2 separate regions of the Mus musculus genome follow, and region 1 is linked to region 2. A link is a loop called in an ENCODE intact Hi-C map of the cell type or tissue named here. Cell type or tissue: left cerebral cortex. All regions are shown on one strand.

Region 1 (8,000 bases), 49 kb after region 2:
TTTGGAATTTAGAAATCTAACAAGAAGAAATCACGTATTATATTTAAAATACCCCAAGTAATTCGTAATTCTAGAAAACGGAGATTTGAACAGATTAAGTTTTAGGGGTACCCATAGCATACTCTTATCCTTTGAATTGGCGTGATCATTGCTTATTGGGGTGCAATATGAGTACTAGGTGCATATTCACAATGGCTCGGATCCATCATGAGATTAACCTTTATGGCTCCTTAAATGTTTATTATGTTTTTGGGCTGAGAACTGTTGGAACTCTTTTCGAGTTCTTGATAAACAAGAACAAGTCCTTGTAAACTAGTTCACTGCCTTGTGCTATAGTACACAGCTGCTTAAAATGGGTTATGTCCCCATATGGGAGGTTTGGTGGTCACATAAACTCAATGTAAAGCCATACAAAAACAACCCTCAGGGAAAGGGTTCTGAGCCTGCGAGGACCCAAGATTGACTAAAAGTAGTCAAACTTAGTGAGTCTGAGTTGTTTGAGGCTGTGTGTTGTGCCACGAGAGGTCACTGTAGCTTTGGGTGTGAACACAGCAGATGACTGCACAGTGCACACCTGCCACACAGCCATGCAGGGCCACCAAGGTTTACTGTATGTGCAGAGTTTCCTGCTCTTGCAGAATGTAAAGGTCTATTGATGTGATTCCTCAGGACCCATGTGTCAAATCGGTCCATCTTTGGATTGTAGTGCTAGAATATCTGAGTTCAGAAATTATTGTTTGAATTGATGACTTAAATCTTATAAAAAGTACTATCTACTATCAAATGGGGGTGAGTGGGTGGGAAGTGGCTCATCCTGTGAAACAGATGCCTCACAAGTACGAGGACCTGAGGTTGATCCCTAAGACCATATGAAAGTCTGTGTGCACTGGTCCATGCTTGTAACCATGGTGAAGGAGAGAGATAGGTATATCCCTGGAAACTTCCCGTCCAGTCTTCAAAGCCTGCTTGGAGATGTTCCCAGCTGATGAGAGACCCTGCCTCAAAGCAAAGGTAGGAGGCACTGTTTTAGCTTGACATCTGAAGTTGCTCCACCCTGACATGGGAGGATGTACATTCTCACCCCACCCTCAAAATCATTAAGTGAATTTTGGCTTGTAGAACAGAATTCTAACAATTTCTGAAATGACTCTTAATATACATCTGCCACTTTATTATGTATTTATATAATATATCATTCTCAGCACTGATAATTGTGAAATCAATATATTGATCAACTGAAAAATATTGAATATACTCTCTGATGCAGGATCAGATATTCAGCCAAGACTTATTTATTTATTATGTAAAAGTAAACAAGAAGATTCATCTCATTAGTGTGAAATTTGCTTTGTCTTCAATGAGTGTTAAACTTACTCATATGCCAAAGGACTGTTTTAAAATAAATTTATGATTTATTATTATAAATATTGGTTTGCATGCTTAGTGTATATATATGTCTGATATATGACAGCAACTACTCACGAGACAAGGCTATGAATGGAGACTGCTTAGGAAGCCCTCAAAGAGTCAAACTTGCTCCTTTGATCTTCAATCTTGTTCTCTGACTTCTGGAGACCGCTGTACTGTCTTCTTCTGAGATCAACATTTCTAGTTTTCATGCCTTAAGGTTTACAATTCTTTTAATGTCTTCCCACTGCCTGTGAACAAAATCTGCCTTTGTATCACATGTGAAATCTTTCAACTTGGCTTTTTTCAAATAGCCTTCCCCTGTTTCTAATGACCTAGATGGCTTTTCATGGCTTCGTTGACCACTTTCCACTCAATGTTTGAGTTTTAGGCATATCCAAGTTTCCGCCTTTTACTGTCTGTGTCTTGTGTATAGTCTCTGTAACCCAGGATGCTTGTTTCTTCCTTTGTCAGAGAGAATTGTTCAGAATTGAAACGGGCTTGCAAGGTTGATTGGTCATAGTGGTGCAGGAGGAGCTGACTGGCCTGTCTTTCAGTTTTGTGTTGGTAGAAGGTGAATTGTTGGGAATTGAGGGTTCCTGTTTATAGCTATGTGAGTGACTTCTGAGCATATGAATTTGTGTAAGTCAAATAAAACATTTGGTAGGTTCTCCATCTGAACAAAAGAGATGAGTTTAACTTTTTGAAAATGATGTTTTCACCCCCCTCCCCCAATCCTCTGTTACTCCTTAGAGTATAGTGACAACACTGTCCTAGTATGACATTTTCCAATCCCTAAACAAAATTAACCATGTGTCATATGTCTCACAATGCTGCTGTTGCACTTCTGTTTTACCTTTTCTAAGGCACCTACCATTTTTTCCCATGAGAATAGCCTTGCCATAAGAGAAAACATTTTTTATTTATCTTTGTATCGCCTCTCCCTTTTCAGAGTACAACACATGGATGCAGATATTTGCATTGTTCTGTCAGAAGTCACCAAGGAAGAAGAACATGCTACAGTGTCTGTTGGATGAGAAATTGGTGGACAGAGCAAAATCCAAACATTTTCACTTGCTATGAAAAATATAATTCAGCGTGATATGGAAGAGAGTCACAGGGAGAAGGTTAAAGGAGACAGAATGTCCCCAGAAGATAGACTGAGTATGCTGAGATCTAAGGCTTGTAGTATGGCTTCTTTCCAGAAGTGCCTTAGTGGAGACATTTTTCTTCTGTCATACTTGATGCATTTGTAAATTAAGGCTAATAATTAATGTAATTATCAAGACAGAAGAATTCCCACAATGGGATGTTTGAGGCGAAAGTGTGCAGGAGGCAGCCTTCCTTGGCTCATTTGTCAATGAGTGGGCACAGGAGACACTCAGAATAAATACAGCTTGAAGAAAAACTAAGAAATGGCTTGAATCATTAACACATATTTAGAACCATCTCCTGCAATAATTAGCATAACCCCCACACCCTTCTCGTTCATTTTCTTTTGTCCGTGAACTTGTAGATGAGGATTTTTGACAACAAAAGCCACCATGAGAATGGAGAGCGACTGCCCCACCCCCAACTCCACCCACAACATTCTGCACACAATTAAACTGAGTTGTGTTTGGATACCTAAGGATTCCAGTGCATTTCCAAATGCTTGGGAGGTTTTTTTTTCTGAAGCAAGGAGAGATTTCAAATATTTACTGGCAAATAGTCCATTTTTCAGATAGACTTAAAAATTCCACAGTAAATGTTCAATTTATGTCTTGGCAGGTGAGAGAATCCAAACTATTTACTAACACAGTTCATCCGTGTTTCCATGACAACAGAGGCAGTTCCTGTCAGCCCAGAGTGGCTTTGCCAGTTGACTTCAGCAGTGAACTCTGTGTGATGTTGCCAAATGTCTGGCTTCTGTGTTTCCAGTTCCAAGCAATTGTTTCTTATTCTGCATGCTAATGAGTAGTCTACAAAGGCTGTGGTTCAGCAGCATTGAAACCAAGACCAGAATGGGTGGTAGAAAACTAGGGAGTGGTTTGCCCAGAGTGAATTTAAAACTGCATCTAATTGGATGGCACATTCCCTAACCAGCCATGACAGTGCTTCATTAATAATTTTACCATGCTATTATTAGGCAGCTGGGCCTGGATGAGAAATGGCTGCATAGCTGTTATCTTTGAATCAGTTGCCTTTTCAGAAGGCCGTGCTGCCTTTAGCTGGTTATCATCATCATGTAAATCCAAATGACTGTGCACATACATGCCAGCTGAGAAAGCAAATTGCAACCCAAATGCTTTTTCGCTTTTGAGAAATGTTCATATATTGATTGCTCTGACACAGAGAGAAAGCAGCTGCCTGCGATGCCAGCTGAGAGATTTAAAGTGAGAGAAAGGGAAAAAGAAAACATCTGAGAGAGGAGAAAGTGAAGTGGATTTTGCCTTTTGAACACATAGAGAAACCGAGACTTTAAATTCTAAGCACGTCACCATCACCACTGTGTGTGTGCTCTGTGTGTGTGTGTGTGTGTGTGTGTGTGATACCCTAACCCTGAAAGCAGATGGTCAGGGTCAGAATTATGGCCTCTCCAGAGCTTAAGCTCTTTGAGCAGACTTTGCTCTCCACTGCATCCCCGGCATTGAGGACAGGGCCTGGACTGGGCACCTAATGAATACTCAATAAATATTTAATGAGCTTAGTGAAATGAGGATCCAGGCATGGAGCATTTAAGCACATCCCATTTCCTGAAGTAGCCTCCTCCCTTTGTGGAGGAACAGGATAGCCCATTACCATGACTCTCACTGCTCTTTGTGCAAAAGCTTTCGGGTGTTTCTGCAGCAGTTCCAGGTGCCTACTCCTCAACACCTCTCAAAGACTGAGTGTTTCATTAGCATATTCCTCCACCCCCTCCCCCAAATCATAGAACTCGTTTGTAGCTTTTTTATAGTATCACTTGGCATGGATTTTCACTTTTAATTTTGTTATTATTGTTTGTATGTGCTCAGGTATGTGGACCTGTACGTAGGTGTGTTCATATGTGAGTATGCATGAACACATACATGCACACGAGGATATTAGACACTCATGTCAGTTGCTAGCCAAATTTATTTATATATTTTTTAAAGTCAGGGTCTCTCACTGCATTTGAAGCTATCCAGTCACTAAACTCACTGGCCAGCTAGCCTCCCGGACCACCCTGTTTCTGCTCTTCCAGAATTGAAATTTCAGAGTGTTCGAACTGGCTTTTTACATGGTGCTAGGAATCTGCATTTTGGATCTCGTGCTTGCATTGGGAGTATTTTATCAATAGAACATCATTGTCCAACAGCTCCAAAAGTGAGATTCATTCCTGGCTTTGGGATTTTTGGTAATCTGTGGCGTCTAGTAGGGGCATTGTTGCCCTGTAAGATGGTAACTGGAGTGTTTGTGTGTGTGTTATAAATAATCTTATATAGTAGTGGCTTTCCATATCTCTTTTTGGAAAGATCTTTAGTGTTATTTATTACCCCTACCATGGATTTTTTTTTATATACAAAATATCTATGGATGAGTGACTACACGCTGTCTGTCACTTTAAGCTCTTTTAAGGAATTGGTTGAAACCCCTGTCAAAATTATACTCTCTGCTCTCCTTTCTTTTTTGGAATTATCCTTTCCACTCTGCTTAGCTTGCTTTCTTATACTTTAGAATGTTGATTGCTCTTCTAAAGATGTCACCTTTTCTGTGGGGAGAAAGACTGCACTCTTTGCTGTCAACATTGGGACCTACAGACACATGGTTCTTATACAGCAGCAGCCCCAAATCACAGACAATGGAAGTGTGCAAACTGGGGTCTCAAAATAATTACTCATGAGTATCCTATAGCATTGAAAGGAAGAATGTTAAGACAGCTCTAAAAGAATATTTGACTTTGAGTGTGGAAACTGCTCTAGAAATAGTAAATATTTTGCATATTTCTAGACTTTTTCTCAGTGTAGAAATCTTTCATCCCATTTATTTCTGCATCATATCATAAACTGGAAAACAAATGTCACTCAACTGTCTTCATGATACTATTTCTAGAATGTATTCTTCTTGCGCTTTGAACATTCTTAACTTATATGAGTAATTTTGTAGGAATTTAAAAATGAGGACTGAGCTGGACAGTGGTGGCATACGCCTTTAATCCCAGCACTTGGGAGGCAGAGGTAGGCAGATTTCTGAGTTTGAGGCCAGCCTGGTCTACAGAGTGAGTTCCAGGACAGCCAGGGATACACAGAGAAACCCTGTCTCAAAAAAAAAAAAGTTTAAAAATGAGGACTGTTTATATTCATGAATGGGGTTTTGAATTCAAACTTAATCCTCACATTAATTGCACAACAGTGCACAGTTAGGTCTTTTTAAGACATCAAGCAAATAACCTTGATTGTCATTTTTAATGAGCTGAGTAGCAAAGCAAGGAAAATCATGTGCACGGAAAACTCTTTACAAGTATTAAGTAATTAATCCAAGTAAACTCTTATAAAAAGTGCATTATCTCTCTCAAAAGATGGGAAGACTGTTTACCATATAATATTCCAGTCTAACAAATTTATAAATAGTGGTTAAGGGTAGTATTTCTGCTCCTGAGTACTGTAATTAAATCCCCTTTTCAGATTCTTCTTGGTAAACAGTGGAACATGGTAATTTCTAGTCTTTGCCTTTAGAGGACTGGTCTTGATAGTTGAAGAGGAGGAATATCTAGATAACAAATGCACACAGCATCTTACTCCTTTGGGATGCTGTAAAAAAAACCCCACCATTGACTTGTAATTCATAAATGACAGAAATTTATTTTTTACCATTTTGGAAGGTGGGTGTTCAAGACAGTGGTGGTAGTAGCACCCATGTCTGCTGGTCGTAATTCCTAGATGGCAGCCGTTTTATAGTGACCTCACGTGGTCGCAGAATGCTGGACCCTCACTGACGTGGTTCACACAGTCCACTCATGAGGCCTCTGCCTTTATGTTGCCACCTTGAGGTCACGATTTCAATATATGAAATTTGGGGAACATATACAGACCTTAGCACATGTAGTAAGTTATGATATGCTGAAACTAGTTTGTAAGCTCCTAACCCTTCAGTTTTTATTTAAGATCTTCAAGTTCCTCTTAATGAATGTTTACATGTCTAAAGTGTAAAACAACTGGATGTGATCACCACTGCTTTCATTCTGAGAAACAAATCACTATCGTACCCCAAACTGATTAAACTTGAGACTCGCATGCAGAAGGCCGTGCTTCATAGGCATCTTCTTGGCAGGCCTTCGGGTTTCTTTCCTATAAATTGAAGTTCAGAGAGTACATTAGCATCAGGTTGCTGCTGGCTTTGTGGATGGGTATGCTAGGAGAGAAGCGGAACACACTTTTATTTTTCTACCCAACTTTTTCTCTGTCCTATCTGGTTCTCAACAGAGAACTTAACGAGAACCCTCTGCCCACTCTTGGCCTTGAACTTTTGGATTTTGACTACAAGAAAGAAACCAAAAGAGAAAGACAATATCATGATATCATGGTAATTGTTGTGCGTGGACCAGACTCTGAGAGTTCAGGAACACTGCCACAGGTGACTGAATTAACTCTTCATGTGCTAATGGCTTCTTGACAGTGGTGACTACGTCATGGTAGGTTGCCACTGTTCCTGAGTCTGGCAGTGGAATGCATGGAGTCACAGTCTCTGCCCTTGTGGAGATCCCAGGACAGGAGCAAAGGAGAACATGGAAAGCCACAAGTAGTTTAAAGGAGTAGAGGATACAAGGATGAAGGTGTGCCAGGAAACATTTGTGAACCCCAAAAGACCACCAAGGGGCTGAATCTTTATTCAAGTTCAAGCTTGTGCTCCCCACCAACCCTGACACAGCAGGAAGGTGGAGTCCTGAGCCTAGTTTCAGGCAAGCATTTATAGAGGTACGAAGTAGGTATCTAGCCTGGTACACATGAGATTTGGGGCCATTATGGCCTTTAACACAATTGGCTGGTGCTGGAAGCCAAACCATAAACTTGACTTCTGCTTTCCTCCTGATTGGTGGTTGTTAGGAAGTGAAGTGTCAGGGGCGGGCTTGTAACCTGGGGGTGCAGATTTGTTGGGGAATAACCTGGAAACTGGTGCTAGATGCAGATTTTGTTGTGGGGTAACCTGGAGACTGGTATTAGACATAGGTCTTTTTGGGGGATAGCCTGGAAACTGGTGCTAGGTACCGGCCTGTTAGTTAACTTGAGTTCAACCTTAGGTCAGGTTCTCTAAGGTGGAGTCTGAACTCAAAAGATCTGGTCTCTCAAAAAGTGAAGTATGGTCCCCCTCGGCAGGGATTTTCAGGTGCTGGATCATAGAGGGTCCATGTGGTCTCAGCGAGCTTAAACTTGTCCAGGCAAAGGAGAATGCAAGTGGCTGAGAAGTTTACTGGAGAGAAAGGGCAGGGTAACATTTGTATTTTCAGTCTGTCACTCTAGCTACAATGTAGGCAAAGGATAGAGGTGAGACATAGAGAAAACAGTGAAGACCATTTTAACATAGGAACACACAGAAGAGTCAACTACATTCTTACCAGCAGTGATTTCTTTACTATAAAATTATTTGTGTATATA
Region 2 (8,000 bases):
ATGCAAGTTGAGAATTAAAGATATAAACAATCTTACTCTTCTCCACATCAGGTCAGCATCCATCACTCTTGGACACTAATGCCATGAAGAGTGTTATCCAATACATGAAAATGGCTGGCTTTAACCTATTCATGGCTGTAATCATTTGTGAAATTCTGCTCCATGAATATACAATCATTTGCTTATCTGTTCTGTGGATACACTTTTAATTGCTTATAGCTTTTACTTATTGCAGATAAAGCTGGTATGACATCTATGCACATTTTGTGCGCATGCTTCTATTCCCTTGCATGAATGCCTAGAAATGGAATTGTTGGGTCACACTGTAGGTGTCTGTTTATCACGATGGAAATCTTCTGACCTGCTTCCCAAAGTAGCTTTATCACTTTCTATTCTCGCCAGCAAGGAAGAGAGCTCTGGTTTCTCATAGCTCCTCCAGTATGGGTGCTTTTGGTTGTAGCCATTTTTGTAGGCATGGAGTGGAATTTCTCTGTGGATTTAGTTAGCATTTTTTTCCTGATGACTAGTCATGTTGAGTGCCTTTTCATGTACATATGGACTATTGATAAGCCTTCCTTCAGGTGTCTGCTGAAATCCTCTTACTCATCAAACATCTTTGTTTGTTGTCATTGCCGGATTGTAAATGTTCATATAATCAGGAGTTTGTATACATCAAGTATATTTTTGCAGGGATGTCAATATTTTCTCTTAGTCTGCTTTCTCACGGATGACTGTGGGCAAGTAAAAGCTTTTGGCATTGATGAAGTATTTTTCTCTTTTTCTTTTTCTTTTCTTTTCTTTATTTCTTTTTTTTTTCCCTCAAAGTGAATGCATTTATTTGCCTTAAGAAATCTTACTCCAAGCTGGGCGTGGTGGCGCATGCCTTTAATCCCAGCGCTCGGGAGGCAGAGGCAGGCGGATTTCTGAGTTCGAGGCCAGCCTGGTCTACAAAGTGAGCTCCAGGACAGCCAGGACTATACAGAGAAACCTTGTCTCGAAAAACCAAAAAAAAAAAAAAAAAAAAAAAAAAAAAAAAAAATCTTACTCCAAAATCAGAATTTTGTTTTTCATTTAGAGGACAGACATTATTTTACAAGCTTTACAGATTTTTTTTTTAACTCTCATGTTGTGGCATATAACTTCTCTTGCTTTAGTATTTGTTCAGAGTGCAAGGTAAGAGCCGAAGTCCAGTGTTTCCTTGTCAATGTCATTATTGGGATTGACTTTGCCATGGAAACACATTGGGGATGCTGCATGGTGGCACAGGGCTGGCTTAGCATATGTAGGCCTTGACCTCTGGTTCCTAGCACAGAAAAGGTGGAGAGAGAGAAGCAGAGGAAAGGAAGGACATTTAGACCAATAATTTAGAAGCTGTCTACTGTGAAGTTGCTTGGCTGTTCATCCATAGTTTATACCAGGCAGTCATAATGTATAAGTAGACCCAAGTGGAGAGTAAAAATTAGCAGTCAGCTACTGGTTCTCATGGGACTTGAATTCAGAACACAGAAACAACCAACAACATGTTGGGAGTTGTAGAGCGAGAGCTCACACAACTTTTCCTTTCTGGGCTTTCTTCTCGGGTAAAACATCTCGGGGACTGAAAACTCGATGTGGTCCCTCAGGATCTCATGATGCATCGCAGGGTCCGCCATCTCTGCTGGCTTTACACCTGTTTAACCTTACTCATAACCCTACGGCAGAGGGACAGGGGCTCCTCGCTCAAGTCAGTGGGCCAGTTCCAGAGCACGGTGTGAAAACATGAATTTTAGCATCACTTTGGTTCAATAGATGGAAACCCATCTAAAAGATGTTTGAGAAAAACCAGCATTGAATCTAATTGTGTAGCTTGAAAAGTCCAAAGACTAGGATTACTTTCAAAATATGTATTGAAATGATGCTATATGTGAAATAAGGTGAAAATTGTTTTGGTAAACATTTTAATAGTGAAAGTACTCTAGGGATCATTCCATCTATATCTATATCATCCATATCTATATCATCTATATCTATACACACACACACACACACACACACATATATACATGATTTAAAATTTCATATAGCAAAGTCAGAAAATTTGCTTAAAAATTAGATATGTAGTAAATTCAATTTGTATTAGTTTCCCATGGAATTTTCTGAAACCAGAAAAAGAATACCACAGTACCCTTAATTTATTAACTCAAATTGTCAGTAGTTTCTTTCTACCTTAAACTGCACTATAAATACCGGTCTAGCCAGTTTGCTTTAGCGGATATTTATGCAGGGTTTGTACAAAAATAGGGAGACTAAGAAGAAATGGGGTTGGACAAATGACCTCTATGGTCCAGACGCAGGTCCAATCTTGCATCTCTTCTGAGGTTGAATTCATCTCTTGTTTGTTTTCACATTCAGAGAGATGGTACACCTCTGCCTTCCTTCGCTGTTTGTAAAAAGCTGAGGTAGTTGAAAATCCGGGGTGACTGGCTTCCCAATGGCTGTTTGATCTGCCCTTGGTGCTGTGCAGAGCTGGAGCAGCAGGGAGGATGCTCTTTGGCTTCGTGCAGAATTCCACCCCCCCTACCACCCCCACCACCCCCCCCCCCCCGCACGCTGAATTCGCATATTTTGGTTGCCAAGTTCCGAAGCCTGCTTCTCATTTTGCCAGAAAACGAGGTAGCTGTAGCCACAGATAGACTTTTTCCTTTTTCTCTTTCCTCCTCCTACCCCTCCCTAGACCTCTCTGGGCTTTGACGTCATGTGTGCTCCTTTCAGTTGCCATAGCAACCCCATTCCCCAAGCCCTCTGTCCGTCTCCTCTGGTAGGTTCCACAATGGTACAGGCAGCCTCCCGCTGCACAATGGTTTCCAGGCAGTGAGAGGGTGATTCAGCAAGCCGCTCTCTCTTCTCTTAAGCCTCCTCGTCGTCTCAGTTTATTTTTATGGGGGGTGGGTGGTGCTTCTTATATGCTTACCCTTTTTTTTTTCTATTTTCATTTTTACAAATTTCCTTTTTCCTCCTCACTCCTCAATTACTAGGGGCTTGAGTGAGCTAAAGATTGGGTCTTCTTGGAAATCACCTGTCTGTTATTATTTTTAAACAATCGCTACACCTCCAAAGACTCTGCTCCTTACTCCGGTTTGGAATGTGGCTAATGACTACCCAGTAGGGAGGATTTCTGGGGCAAACAGCCGGACCAGGATCCTAGTTCTCAGGCACGGAATGGTAGGTGGCTCCTTGCTCATTCTGGGTTCTAACCTGGTTTGGGAGGGTGGATGATATCTGTCATCGTTCCTGGTGGAATGGGAGAGAGCATGAGAAAGTAGGAAGTGATGGTGTTGGAGAGCCGGTTTAATCAAGTGTACTATCTGTGAGGCAGAAAACTGGTGTTTCTCTCTGGGCAAAGCATCTCTTCTCAGATGGAGGCTAAAATCTTTCTGTTTGGAGTGAAGAATTCTAGAAGGTGGGACAGACCATTATTGTTATGACTTGGCAGAGTAAGAGAAACACACACGAGGGGGGTAAGGGGGGAGAGGAAAGAGAGAGAAAGAGAGAGAGAGAGAGAGAGAGAGGAGAGAGAGAGAGAGAGAGAGGAGTCTGGATCTCACTTTAACTGAGAAATGCTATGGGTCTCATAAAACATTCAAAAATGTTATTAGTAAACATAAATGTTTATTTCCAGACCGGTTTAACTTTAAATATTCTAGAATACATTCTTGCAGTTTAGAGGTATTTACCAAAATATTAGAAACTATGTTCCTCTTGTAGAAAGACCCTGAGCTAAATTTGGGCTGCAGACAGGAACACAGGACAGGGAACAGACCAGGGAAAGGAGCAAACACCGGCGGCACCGCAGCCACCCAGGTGAAGGTCCCTTTAAGAAAGTGATCTCTCAGTCACAGCAGGCAGCATTTTTCTATGGCAAGGTTCCCAGGTATTCAGTGCTGAGATACTGTGTCCCCTAGAAATGTCAGAGCATTTTCAGAAAGAAAAAAAAAAGCTGTCATTGGAAAGGAGCTTGATGATACAGTTATCAGAATTTATGTGTTTGTGCTTCAGAGAATAAGAGTGCTTTATTTGAAAAACCTCCAAGTAAATCAGGTTATGGATATTTCAAGGAAAAAAATACATATCCTTTTCCTTCCGACATTTAAATAGAAGGACCTAGGTGCTGCTTTGACTCTCTTCTGCAGATAACTTTCAAGGGCATTGCAATTTGGCCACAGAAAGGAATGGCTTACCCCAGGGCACTAGGTTTTGAAGCAGCCACAAGGTTGTTTACATGCTCTGCGTTTGCTGCAGAGCGATGTGTCTGTGTGACGGAGATAACTTTCATGAACACAGGCTAAGTCATATGGGACAGGCCACAGCCGGGAGTGAAGGAAGGCTGCCGTTACCAGGCACCACTTTCTTTTGCCCAATTTCTGCCTCTTTCTAATGCTGCTTTTGCCAATCCTGGATGGGTTTGCAGGATGCTGGTCAATGCATTTAAAATGGTTGCGGTAATAGCCACTTCTCTCAGAGAGGCTTCAGTAGATGGCTGTCCTCAGTGAGCATGTCAGCACAGGAGCCATGCTCATGAATGGATTCAGGAGCCTCCAACTCCACTTTGGAATCATGGGGATATAGGGCTAGACAGTTTGATGTAGCAGTCCTGCTGCTTCTGCTGTGTGTTTCCTCTCTTTCGTTGGGGGGGGGGGTGTCTAGGTCTTACCCTTCAAATTGACACAAAGTACTAGAAAAGCAGATGAGAAAGGCGGTTGACCTTAAGCATGAGTTTCCAGCTTCCTTGTTGGCTTCTTCTTCCCTCCGGTCCTTCATAGCTTTCATTTTGGTCCTTCATAGCTTTCATTTTTCAGGGCAAGATTTTTGCAGTAGTAATGAAAAGAGGTTCCCAGTGACAGGGGAGCTGAGACACTACCTGGGGAGTGGCAGATTCAGCTGCCTCCAGCTTCCTGCTTGCTTTCCCCCAAAACAGCATCGGCTGGGGGAGGGGGATATGTTTGCATGCTGAAGGGGTGATTACAAACGGATCCCCCAGGGACCGAGTGTGCTCTCTCTGTCATTGTCTGGCGCATCTGCAGCTAGTACTACGGTTTCATAGTATGTGGTCAAGATGCTTCAAGGTTAAGAGGAACTGAGAGGTGACACGGATGCCATAGAAGTGTTATTTGAAATCTACAGCGAAACTCACTCGCTGCCAGTGTTGTGCTATAGGAATATCAGGAGCAAAGGAGATTTGCCTAAATGTAAGTGTTCAAAGGAATATACATATACTCAAAGTTATATTCTAGGCTCATGTAAACGAACCTGTCTCTTGGAATATAAGCTTAGCCACAAAGCCTTTCCATCCTGATGACAAGATAAAGACCCAGTGAGGTTTCCTTGTTTATTAAGCACGGGGTCAGGTGTGTTTTCTTCTTGCACCAGAGCTGACCTCAGGTGTTATTTGTAGCTAGAGGCTAGCTCTGGAGTGGTATGGCTGTGACTAAGCCAAGCAAGTCTTTGGTTGCTTGTCAGAAAAATGGGCTGCTGGCGAAGGCTGCCTTCAGTCTGTATGAGAAGCAAACGGATCCACACTGTAGAGGACTTCATCCCTGTACCCCTGCCCTGCTTCCTGTAAGGTTCCTTCCCAAGCTCTTGTTTGGCATGGTGGCAGTCTTTTATAGAGGGGTGCAGAAGTGTCCAGTAGCAACTAGAAAGGAGTGCAGTGCTCTCCTGGCTGCGGGCACGCAAAGGAGCTCCCTCCATACAGGCATCTGTGACTGCACCTTCTCCCCCGAGCTAGAGCTAGTGAGGAGGGGAGGGCTCCTGGGGAAAGCGGCCTACAGACTCCCGGGAGGGCAGCTGTATCATCAGTCAAGGCGAACAAAATCCATTTGTGTCTTCAGCATATTGAGATTATTTATTGCATTGCATAATCTTGTGTTGAGACCCGGTGCTGCCGGCTCGGGTAAGAGGGCTTGCTGCATATTGTTTGAGGAGAAGCTGTCATTTAGAAGGGAGCTTGTGTGTTAGTTACTCCTTACTGGCTTTCACACTGAAGTTCAAGTGTTTTGAGCAGACTGATCCTCCCAACCCCCGCAACACCCACAGTTTGAGTACATTTCAATCTCTCCAGCTAATTAGAGAAAGGAAAGTTAAAAATCTGTGTATTTTGAGGACCATTGTTTCCCTCATCTTTAACATAGAAAAACCTTTTTTTTTTCTTTTTCTTTTTTAATAGTGAATCTTGGTAAAATGAGTGGAAACAACATTGGGTAACAGTGAAAGATCTCTAAATCAAACTTATATGTATGCAAGCAGTTTCCAAACACACCTATTTTCAGCAATGAATTTTGTAGTCTAATTGACATTTTGGACCCACAACAAGCTACTTTGGCCTTTTTCACCATTGTCATCCCTGGTGCCTCCAAGATACAAAACCCATAGACTTCATAGAAGAGCGCTGGTGGGAATGGAAAGCCAAGCTTTGTACAGAAAGATAAATGATAGCGAGCTCTGGTGGAATTATTCCACTCACAACTGCTCACACACTCTGAGTGGTGTGCAGACTGAAGGTGCAGCCATGGCACAGGGCATCAGGCATGGTACAGGGCACCAGGCAAAGCACAGGGCACCAGGCATGGCATAGAGTAACAGGCATGGCACAGGGTACCAGGGATGGCACAGGGCACCAGCTATGGTACAGGGCACCAGCCATGGCACAGGGTACCAGGCATGGTACAGGGTACCAGGCAGAGCACAGGGCACCAGGCATGGTACAAGGTATCAGGCAGAGCACAGGGCACCAGCCATGGCACAGGGCACCAGGCATGGCACAGGGCACCAGGCATTGCTAAGCAGCCTGCACAGTAAGGGACAGGTTTCTACAAATTCCTCCCCTTACTCCTCCTCCCTCTTCCTCCCTAATTTCAGGATCAAGACAAAACATAAGCAACAGAGACTTAAAAGCTCTAAAAATTCATGTCAGTGGGTTTTCCTCATAGAAATAAAACCAAGTCCTGGTGTGTGGCTAGTGGCTGGCCTGGATGTACTAGATGCTTCCTAAGTGTGGGATCCTGGAGTCATTGTTCTCTTTCCATGTGGAAATGGGTCCTGAAACCACAGAGTATGAAGGCAGGCTCCTAGGACTACTTACTTGGCTGTGTTTATTTTGTGTCTCTAGGGGGAGCTTTTCTCTTCACACCAACCACCTCACCAAACAGTAATTTCCTGTCCCTTCAGATACTGTGTCATATCAGCCTAGCACACAGTGGGCACACTAGGCACACAATAGTTGTCTGTTAATTGAAAAATGCAATGCATGAAAGACGGTGAGATGGGTTTCAGGTGTTGGAGTCAATGCTCGTGTGGGGAGTTGACTTAAACAGTGAAGACAGGACAGTTTGATGGTCAGTACAATAGGAATGAAGAAGAGGAAGATACACTCTGCTTTAAAATGGCTATGTATGATGAAGCAGACCATGCCTGGATGTTAGAAGTAGATGAGAGGATGGTGGGGAAAGTATTCCTAGAAATTAACACCAGGGACGGTGATGAGACCCTTATTTGACCAGAAAGGGAGATAATTTCAAGATGGCGGCCATATTTGTTAAGCTGGATATCAAGCCTGAGGTTTGACAGTAGGAAGAACATTAAAAACTTGGCATGGGCCTTGAGACTCTGCTCTAAAATAAGGAAGGCAGCAAGGATAAGGAGTGGGTCTGTAATAAGATCAGATTACTATAGTGGCCTCTTTTGCCTCCAGAACAGCATCTGCTTAGTTTTTATGTTGTGGATACCAGGGGATTCTTTTTGTTAGTAGCTGTGTAGCCATTCTTCCAGTGAACTGTGCTGTAAAAAGAAGACTGTGTTCCAGTGGAAGCTGAACTGATTGAAAGTCCACAGTTAGAGAAGTAAATATCCTATCCATTCAGATACTTAGTAACTGAGTTCCATGGTCAGAGTTTACAAACTTCTAGCTGTTCTGCTACAGAGGCCACCAAAAGTTTCTTCATTTGCAACAGATTCTAACAGAAACT

What was found. A loop is a pair of places that touch in the nucleus more often than their neighbours do. Peaks named below come from ENCODE experiments on the same cell type or tissue, not always from the same donor. Only the 100,000 strongest peaks of a DNase experiment are listed, where the experiment ranks them.
Region 1: a loop joins it to region 2, with 5 times the contacts of the local background. A loop is called at or near these places in 8 of 42 quality-filtered maps.

Annotation. Positions count from the first base shown.
Region 1 is chr5:103,156,722-103,164,721 of GRCm38, reverse strand. All of the region lies in intron 2 of Mapk10 (mitogen-activated protein kinase 10), which reads left to right. Among named protein-coding and RNA genes, the nearest start is that of Mapk10, 51 kb to the left of the region's middle. In left cerebral cortex, a CTCF peak has its summit at 517 (motif pointing right); DNase peaks (open chromatin) are centred at 908, 2,879 and 3,462; H3K4me3 peaks cover 226 bases; H3K27ac peaks cover 2,074 bases.
Region 2 is chr5:103,206,091-103,214,090 of GRCm38, reverse strand. It overlaps Mapk10 (mitogen-activated protein kinase 10), which reads left to right and starts at 2,757. Exons shown (of 14, transcript NM_001081567.2): 1 at 2,757-3,201. In left cerebral cortex, a CTCF peak has its summit at 7,168; DNase peaks (open chromatin) are centred at 4,441, 5,007, 5,763, 5,986 and 4 more places; H3K4me3 peaks cover 4,713 bases; H3K27ac peaks cover 4,423 bases.